2 separate regions of the Homo sapiens genome follow, and region 1 is linked to region 2. A link is an interaction called in ENCODE POLR2A ChIA-PET data of the cell type or tissue named here. Cell type or tissue: PC-9. All regions are shown on one strand.

What was found. Peaks named below come from ENCODE experiments on the same cell type or tissue, not always from the same donor. Only the 100,000 strongest peaks of a DNase experiment are listed, where the experiment ranks them.
Region 1: POLR2A ChIA-PET joins it to region 2 with 9 read pairs; 4 of 35 experiments call an interaction of 5 or more read pairs at or near these places.

What each region holds. Positions count from the first base shown.
Region 1 is chr2:200,298,523-200,303,522 of GRCh38, reverse strand. No RefSeq gene overlaps it. Among named protein-coding and RNA genes, the nearest start is that of SPATS2L, 5.7 kb to the left of the region's middle. RefSeq lists enhancers at 327-376, 1-1,118. In PC-9, no CTCF peak of the experiment used is centred here; DNase peaks (open chromatin) are centred at 452 and 2,712; H3K27ac peaks cover 2,972 bases.
Region 2 is chr2:200,514,437-200,519,436 of GRCh38, reverse strand. No RefSeq gene overlaps it. Among named protein-coding and RNA genes, the nearest start is that of KCTD18, 6.9 kb to the right of the region's middle. In PC-9, no CTCF peak of the experiment used is centred here; no DNase peak of the experiment used is centred here.

The sequences.
Region 1 (5,000 bases), 220 kb after region 2:
AGGCATGATCGTTCAGAGCAGGGCTCACATTTGTGGATATAGCTCAGATTCTGGAAACCTGTTTCAGGCCATGATCAGTTGTGACTCTGTTAGGATTTTGATATCTGAATAAGTAGTGGGGACAGAGAGGAATTTTAGTTGCTAGACTCCAGATCACTAGGCAATATTCAAACTTATTGGGGAGGGCATCTACCATCTAGGATCTTGGACTTTGTGTGCAGTGAATGAATGGAATCTGGGTTATCTCCCATAGGAAGGGGATGAATATGTGTTCTGTGTTTGTTAATGTGCAATCCAGTAGGGCTGTTCACAAATATTCCAGCTCTGCTGCCTTTGAAGCACATGATAAGATTGTACTTCCCCACCTGACTAAAGTATAGTATAGCCCTGCGAGTTGCTTCAGCCAATGAAAGGTGGCCGGAAGTGATGAGTATAACTTTGAGTCAGAAGTTAAGAGTTGGGACATCAGTCACCGCATTCTTTTCTTCCTAGTGCTGCAACATCAAGGTGCGTGGTGGTGACTGCTTCATCAGACTGGAGTGAATGACAACAATGAGCAATGCCATCCCTGCTGAGCATTAGTGGACATGTAGTATGATCAAGAAATAAGCCTTTTTTGTTCTAAGCAACTGAGATTTGATGGTTGGTTGTTTCTGCACCGTAATCTAGCCTATTCTGTTTAAAAATAGGAAGGAAGAAAGAAACAGATAATTGCAGGGAACACCTTGGCAGAATATGGCTAATTATTCCCTTTCCTCCTCAGTGCACAATAAATTCACATTTCCTAGCCTCCCAAATTGTTAGGTGAAGCCAGGGACTGAATTCTGGCCAATGGAATGTAGGCGAAAGTGTTGTACTCCCCTTCCAGGCCTCATCCGTGGAAAGCCTCCCACATGATCTCTCTTCCCCATCTGCCATGTGGAAACTAAGGACCCTGAGACTTCAAAGCAGAAGTCAGGAAACTTTTTCTATAAAGGGCCAAATAGTAAATATTTTAGGCTTTGTGGATCATATAGTCTCTATCAAAACTGCTCAACTCTGCTGTTTTATGGAAAGCAGCCATAGGCACTATGTAAACAAATAAGTATGGCTATGTTCCAATAATACTTTATTTACAAAAACAGGCAGTGGGCTGCATGTGGCCTATGGGTTGTAATTTGCTGACCCCTTATCAAGAGGAGGGTAGAGCTAGGATGGAAGGAGCCTGGGTCTCTGAGTCACCCTGTCACTATTTCTTATAGACACTCACAAACACCTGATATTAAAACATTTAATATAAACATTTAATATACCTGTGTCTGCTTGTTGAACACCCACAGTTGTTATCTGAACACCCACAATTGTTATCTGAGTAAAAAAAAAATCCTTCTGTTGAATGAAGCATGACTAATACACTGTCTTAGCTCATATTCCAGAAAAAATTCCAGATGGATTAATAATCTAAACATAAAAAACTATAAAAGACTAAAAGAAAATATAGGAGACTTTTACAATATTTATAATATTTATAATCGAAGGCTGCTTCTTAGTAAGTACTGTAGGTAGGAGCTATAAGGGCTCCTTATAAGAGCTTTATAATACTAATTAGAAATATCATGAAAAAATTTCACAAGCTATAACAGAAAAAAATTAAACAGAGAAGACTATAAAAATTTAACATTTCTATCAAGTGAAGGGTACCATAAACAATGTTACCTAAGGGGAGAAAATACATGCAACATGTATACACAACAGGAAAGGGTTAATATGGGTAATATAGACAACTTCTTGAAATCAGTATGAAACGAGAAGCAGCAAAAGGGTAAGAAAATGGACAAAGAAAATAGACAATTCTCAAAAGAAGGACTATGTGCTAATAAGCATATGAAAACATACCCAACTTCATCAATGATCATAGCATAAATAAAAACAAGATAGCATCTGTTATTTGTCAGATTGGCAAAAATATGTTTTACTATCAGGTGTTTGCATCTATAAGAAATAGGAACTTTCATACTTAGCTGACTGGAGTGTGAATTAATAAACATTTTTGGAAAGTAATTTGCAGAACCTATAGATATTAAAAATGCATGTATCCTTTAATCACACTTTTCCACTACAAGTGATCTCATCTACAGAAATATTAAGTGTGCCAAAATATATTTACAGATATGCCGATTGTAATATTATTTGTAAGGGCCAAAAAAATTTGGACCACATTCCACGTTTATAAATAGAGGAATGGTTCATCTACTTCTCTATTTGGGCACATCTACACTGTAGAAAAATAAATAGCTGTTTAAAAATGAGGGAGCTATGTATGTGTTGACATGGAAGAGTGTCCATGATATATTTTTGAGTGATAAGAGCAAGTCAGAACACTGTGTACAGTATGAGCTCTAAACAGCAAGGGGGCAGGGCGGGGAGGATGGAAATTCCTGTCTCTCGAAGGATACTCACACTGTTGACCCTGGTAACCCTTTGACCCTTAGGGTGATGGTGAAAGGGGTGAAACCTGCCCTTTTAACTTTGTGCGCTTCTTTATCATTATAATTTTTTAAAAAGTAAAAAGATGGAAGGCAACAGAAACTAGAAGAAAAACCCATCATGGACACTGGCCAATGTCAAGCAGTTGAGGGATGGATAGGCAGAGAAACAAAGACTTGTTGAAGACCTGCCGAGGCAAATCCAAAGGGATGACTCACTCCCTTGGTGTTCTGGTGCAGCAGATCAAGTTGTTATGACCTGAGACCAGGGCTCAGCTTGGAAATTTTCCAGAAAAGATGAAGACTTGGGGTGAGAAGAGAAAGTATAACCTTGCTGGCCTGAGGGTAAAACATGTTGGAAAGAAGAAACCCAAACAATGCACTTTGGCTGAACTTTTTCAGTCTATACAGGAGCTAAATATTAGGTTATCTTTTCATTGTTTCAGGCATTTTTTATGTTCAAACCTTCTGTCCTCAGAAGAGTTGCCTGAAATGAACATGTACCTAATAGAGGGGTTTTTTCTTTGTTTGTTTGTTTTACAGGTTTCATGTCACTGTGTATTCTAGGAAGATAATTTTAGGTTCAGATTGTGCCAACAGAAAGACAAATGGAACCAGTTGTGTATTCTAAGTGAACAGGCTATCACTCATTCAGGATGCATGCATTTGTTCTCTGATGTGTACAGATGATCCTTGAGCAACATGGATTTGAACTGTGCGGGTCCACTTACATGTGGATTTTTTTCAATAACATTTACATCTAATGTGCCTGCCTCTTCTGCCTCTTCTTTCACTTCCTCCACCTATTCTGCCTCTGTCACCCCTGACAGCAAGACCAGCCCTCCTCTTCCTCCTCCTCCTCAATCAACTCAATATGAAGACAGTAAGGATGAAGACCTTTATGGTGATCCACTTCCACTTAGTGAATAAAAAATATTTTTTCTCTTATAATAATTTTTAATAACATTTTTTCTCTGCCTTTATTGTAAAAATACAGTATATAATACATATAACCAACTAATCTACTGTTTACGTTATTAGTAAGCCCTACAGTTAATAGTAGGCTATTAATAGTTAAGTTTTTCGGAGTCAAAAGTTATACTCAGATTTTTGACTGCATGGGGGTCAACACTTCTAACCCTCACAGTGTTCAATGGTGAACTGTATTAGCATCTTCCGTTTGCCAAGAGCAGTTTTTTTCTCAAATCTGATTACCAGTGAGATAGAAAATCTTGCATGTTTATTAACCATTTGTTTTAAGTAATGTCATGTTGATCTGTTATTTAACACAAAGTTTATTTTTATTGAATTTAGCTTGTACTCTAAAATTATCTACAATAGTATATATTATTTACCTTATAAGCAAAGGACTACTGGTGTTGTTTCTGGATGTCACACTGGGGAGGTTTAATGGGTCTTGTCATAGACTCAAATTCAGTATTTAAAGAGAAACCTTTGAATTCATCTGGGTCACAGCATAAGAACAAGCTGCAGGCAGATGCAGGCATGTTTCTGGTTAGTCGTGCTCTGAGTGCTTTTGCCCAAATTTTCCCAAATGTGGGACTGGCCTTGCCTAGTGTGGTATCTGAAGCTTGGGATATGCTTGTGACACTGAGATGGCATATTAGTTTGCTAGGGATGTTGTAATAAAAACCCACAAACTGAGTGGCTTAAACAATAGGAATATATTGTCTTACAGTTCTGGAGGCTGAAAGTTGTCTCACAGTTCTGGAGGCTGAAAATACGGGCAGGGTTGGTTTGTTCTGAGAACTGTGAAGGAAAGGTCTCTCATAGCTTACAGATGCCCATGTTCTCCCTGTGTCTGTTCACATCATCTTCCCTCTACATATGTCTGTCTCTATGTCCAAATTTCCCCCTTTTCATAGGACATCAGTTATATTGAATTAGGGCCCACCCCAAGGACCTCATTTTAAAGACCCTATCTCCAAATAAGGTCATTCTGAAGTACTAGGGGTTAGAACTCCAACAGATCTTTTTTGGGATGGCACAATTCAGCCATTAACAGATGGCATAATAATTAATTGTAAAAGTGGGATTAGAGCCAGGGCTTCTGACTGGCTCCCTAGCATTCTTGATCAGACTATATTACCTCTACATTCCAGGGTCTCTTCGCTGCTCCTTTCCGCATGTTCCTATTGATTCCTGTGCATTGCTCTATCACAATAACTAGGTAACTGTATATTGGCCTCCTTTGTGGGACTTATGCGCTCCCTGAGCAGGGACTGTGTTCTTTGGTCCTGGTGTCTAGCACAGTGACTGGCCCAGAAAAAGTGAATGAATGGATAGTGATATAATAGGTGTTTTTTAAAAATATTCCCACTGTCATTTGTCTTCCTGATTGCACAACTAAATGTGAGTCTAGACTCACCCCTGTGACACAAAATGACATGCAACTTGAAACTTAAAAAAATACTTATTAAAATACTTATTATATACATTGTGGTGCATTGTAGGCAGCAGCTTTTAAATAAGAAGGTGGAATAAGAAAGTCCAAGACAGAAAGGATCTTTATAT
Region 2 (5,000 bases):
TAAAGATGAATTTCTCAGAACATATTCCCATCCTTAAGTGATGCATGGCTGTGTATCTGTAAGATCTATATTATTGCTTATACGACTTAGGTCTACATTAATTCCTCTTTTTTGGCTACTGAGTCTGTTTTGTACTGAAGGTAGTGTCTTGAAGTCTTTTTGTTAGTGTGTTTCTATCAGTGTTTCTTTGCATGTCCTGTAGTTTTTCCTTATAAAGGTTGCTGCTGAGTTATTTGGTGAACAGAATTCGTAACTGTAGTATATCCATTGTGAACTGTGGCATGAAAACATGCCCTCCTTTGTCTCATTTAATGCATTTTGGTTTAAACTTTATCTTGACATTAGTATCACAACCCCTCCTTTGTTGTTGTTTCCATTTGTCTAGTGTACTTTTGCCCATCCCTTTTTAGACTTTCTGAATCATTTTGAATCAGTCATGTCTCTTATTTTCAGCATCTTGCTTTGTGAACAAAATTGAAAATCTCTTTTGCCTTTTTTTTTTGAAACAGAGTCTCTCTCTCTGTCACCCAGGCTGGAGTGCAGTGGCATGATCTCGGCTTACTGCAACCCCTGCCTCCTGGGTTCAAGTGATTCTCCTGCCTCAACCTCCTGAGTAGATGGGATTATAGGCACCCACCACCATATCTGGCTACTTTTTGTATTTTTAGTAGAGACGGAGTTCACCATGTTGACCAGGCTGGTCTCGAACTCCTGACCTCAGGTGATCTGCCTGCCTCGGCCTCTCAAAGCGCTAGGATTATGGGAATGAGCATGTCCAGTGGAAATCTTTTGCTTTTAATAGATAAGTTAAACTCATTCATACTCATTAATATGACAGTTCAACTTATTTTGTTATACATATTTTATACTATAATAATCTTAAAACTGTGTTTTATTTGCTGTGTTTCTTTCTTTGCATGACACTTTTTTTTGCTATTTTAATTTTAAAAAATTTTTTTGTATTTAAGAAAGCTCACAGTTTTATTCTACTGGTTATCTTTGTACTATACCTTTTTCAAGAAACTTCATTCCCTCTTTTTTATTTAACCTTCGATTATCTGACTTTTTAATTTTAATATTGTCCCTTAACCCCTATCCATTGCCTATATCACAATTGGTAGGCTTATTCTATTTTCCTTTTTCTTGTTCCCTTTTCCCATTTTCAGTTGTGTTATTTCTACTTTGTCAGAATGTACTACATACAACATATGCTTTAGTCCGTTCTCATGCTGCCAATAAAGACATACCTGAGACTGGGTAATTTATAAAGTAAATGAGGTTTAATGGACTCACAGCTCCACATGGCCAAGGAGGCCTCACAATTATGGCAGAAGGTGAAGGTGGAGCAAAGGCATGTCTTACATGGTGGAAGGCAAGAGAGCATGTGTAGGGGAGCTGCCCTTTATAAAACCATCAGATCTCGTGAGACTTATTCACTATCACAAGAACAACACAGAAAAAACCCACCCCCATGATTCAATTACCTCCCAACAGGTCCCTCCCATGACACATGGGGATTATGGGAGCTACAATTCAAGATGAGATTTGGGTGGGGACACAGCCAAACCATATCAACATATAACAATATTTTGTTAGCTTTGTCCCCACCTTTGTTTAGTCTTAGGTCTACAATTAAATATAGTAAATGATCACCATCTGTCCTTTTGAGAAAGTTTCGCTACTTGGTTGAGCAGAAATCATCTTTTCAAAGATTCTTCAAGAAGGGTTCATGTATTAAAAATTCCCTAAATTTTTTCATGTTTAAAACTCATCTTTTCTTGGCTTGATATTTAATACTTGAAGAATGGGTTGCCTGGAAGTCCTTGATTCACACTTTTTTCCTTGAGCTTTTTTTTTAAACTGCTGTTCCATTGTTGCCTTGTTAATATATTGTTTTTGAGCAGTCCTGTGCCAGTCTAATTCTCTCGTCCTTGTAATTTCTTGATCTTTTTTCCCTTGGAGATCTCGGGGATTTTTTCTTTATCTTTGAAATCTAATAATTTTACTTGCGTATGGTTTAGAGTTGACAATTCTGGATTAATTTTCCCACATAATTGATGAGTCCTTTTGGTATATAGATTTATATATTCTTTTATATCCTGAAACATGCTTGGATTATGGTCCCAAATATTAGTTCTGTTCCTTTGTTGTTTGTGTATATCCCTTAAGGACTGCAATAATTTGTATGTTGTTTCTTCTTTGCCTGTCTTCCATTTCAACTATTTCTCTCTGAAATGTCTTCCATTTCAACCACTTCTTTTCTCTCAAAGCTTTTAGTTTTGTATCTTCTTTTCATATCTTGGTTATTTCCCTGTCCCTTATTAAGATTTTATTTAATTCTCTTTTCCTCTGGAAACTTTGCAATTTGTTCTTCACTTCTGCAGTAATTTGTCTTTTTCTTATATTTCTTTCTTGGATCTAACACACTCTCTTTTATTTCTTCCCATTTTTTGTCCATTTTTACTTTAAAATTTATGATTCAAGGTGTTTTTTTCATATTCCCAAAAGCTTCTTTGAAGATATTTACTTCACTTTGGAGTTTATGTCAGTTTTCTTCTGCTTTGGATTCTTTTCGGGGGGAGAGGAGAATTTTCATCAGCTGACACGGTCTTGTTTTCTGTTTTCTTCTTATAATGGTTTTGTATATATTTACTCTGTTTTCACCTGTGGTAGTTAATTTTATATGTCAACTTGACTGGATCATGGAATGCCCAGCTATCTGGTTAAGTATTATTTCTGGATATGACTGTGAGAGTGCTTCTGGAAGAGATTAGCATTTAAATTGGGAGACTGAGAAAGCAGACTGACCTCCCCAGTGTGTTTGCTAGGTCTCTGCCTGTGTATTGAGCAGGCATAGCAACCTTCACCTGCCCTGGCTCAGGGCTCATGGTTCTCAGGTCTTCACATTCAGCCTGGAATTTGTGTAGTCAGTTCTCTGGCTTTCAGGCCTTTGAGCTATACCACTGGCTTTCCTGGGTCTCCATCTTGAAGAGAGCAGATCATAAGACCTCTCAGCCTTCATATTTGTGTGAGCCAATGCTTTATATTAAATGCATATTTCTAATCTATATCTGTATATCTGTATCTATATCTACATATATATGCACATACTAATTATTGGTTCTTTTTATCTGGAAAACCTTGAATAATACGTCATCTGTTCATTTCAAAGATTTGATATGGTTTATGAGATTTCAAGTTCAAGGGTATTCTCTTCTGCAGTGAAATACAGTTTGTCAATGGATGGCTTTTGCATGTGTACATGCATGCACATGCATGTGTATGTAGCTAAAGATTGCATATTTTTAAAGCTTTGAGGCCCGGCGCAGTGGCTCATACCTGCAATCCCAGCACTTTGGAGGCCAAGGCGGATGGATTACTTGAGGTCAGGAGTTCGAGACCAGCCTAGCCAACATGGTGAAACCCCGTCTCTACTAAAAATACAAAAAATTAGCCAGGCATGGTGGTGCATGCCTGTAATCCCAGCTACTTGGGAGGTTGAGACAGGAGAATCCCTTGAACACAGGAGGCGGAGGTTCCAGTGAGCTGAGATTGTGCCATTGCACTCCAGCTTGGGCAACAGAGCAAAACAAAACAAGACAAAAAAGCTTTGAAACTCATTTACTTGGCACTAAAATTTCTTTTTACTTATTTTCCTCTTCATTTAGATTCAAAGGGTGCCTCTCTATCTTTTTTACCTTCTGTACCTCCAGAAGCAATGCATTTCATAGACTGTTCCCATGAATCATGCGCACTTTAAGAAAACATATATAGCAAGTGGTTTTATCTCCTAGGAATCTTTTCCAGTATGTTAGCACATACGATGGACTTTCTCTTTTTTCTGGTTTTCTTAGATCAATCACAGGCCTGTCAATGGCTCTCCTCTTCTCTCTTCTATTCACTTTCTCCAGGCTGCTCTGTATCTCTGTTTCTCAGAACTGTATCTCTGTGAAAGTTTATGGCAAGATCTTGAGACACAGCTACTTGAGACTGGATGTTTACTTCCTACTTACAGGTATACTGAAATTTGAACATTCTCTTTTAGTTATGCAGGTGGCATGCATTTCCTGCAGTTTTGTTTGATCTTTTTTATTGTTCTGTAGTGTGGTTTTCAGAGAATGAATTGGGAAATTCAGATTTATGCAGCTATAGCTGCTATTGCCTGGCTGCTCAGAAATTGTCCTGTCAGTGTTATCTTGGTGGAACTGCACACTCTGCACCAGGCATTGCAAAAAGAAAAACGTCCCAACTTATCTAGCCTTTGTGAACAAAGAAGCAACCAGACCCTTCATTCTCCCATACATTGTCCTGGGTTTGAAGGAGGAATGCGTTTATGGTTTGGGAATCTTTTCCTGGAGGACAGTCGCAAAGTTATTTGCTTCTCCTTTACCATGACAAGTACCTATCTTTCCCATCTTAAAGAGTGCCAGAAGAGGAGGGCAGTCTCAAGTCTAATCAGGTGTGTGACTCAGGTTCTGAGTTATATACTGCTTTTTTACCCCCTTCCCTTCAACCTTCTGTGCACCAGAGCTAGGATTGTTCTTTCCTTCCAGGAGAGCTGCAGGAGGGAGTAGTCACCCGAGGATTTTCCTGATGCTTCAGTTCCACATAAGACCCTCCCTGCCCTCAGTCCACCATACAATTGAAAGCAGTCAGAAAATGGGGTTATACCAATGCTATTGAGTTAAATATTTGGCCTTTGCTTGAACCTTGCATTAACAGACCATTAGGACTTTTCTCATTATGTCTAGACCCTGTGTTCTATAATCACCCCAGCAGTCCCAATTCCCCAAGTTGTCCACTGTTACCTGGGGCCCTCATCCTCATACTTCTGATATGTCCACTATTATAAGCCAATTCTCCACTGTTCCCATTGCTTCCAAACATCTCCACAGAGCCCTTTAAAATTCACTTTTAAATGTTACCATCGCTTCTTTCTTCCTTTCTTCTTCTTTTTTTTTCTCTTTTTCTCTGTTGCCCAGGCTGGAGTGCAGTGGTGT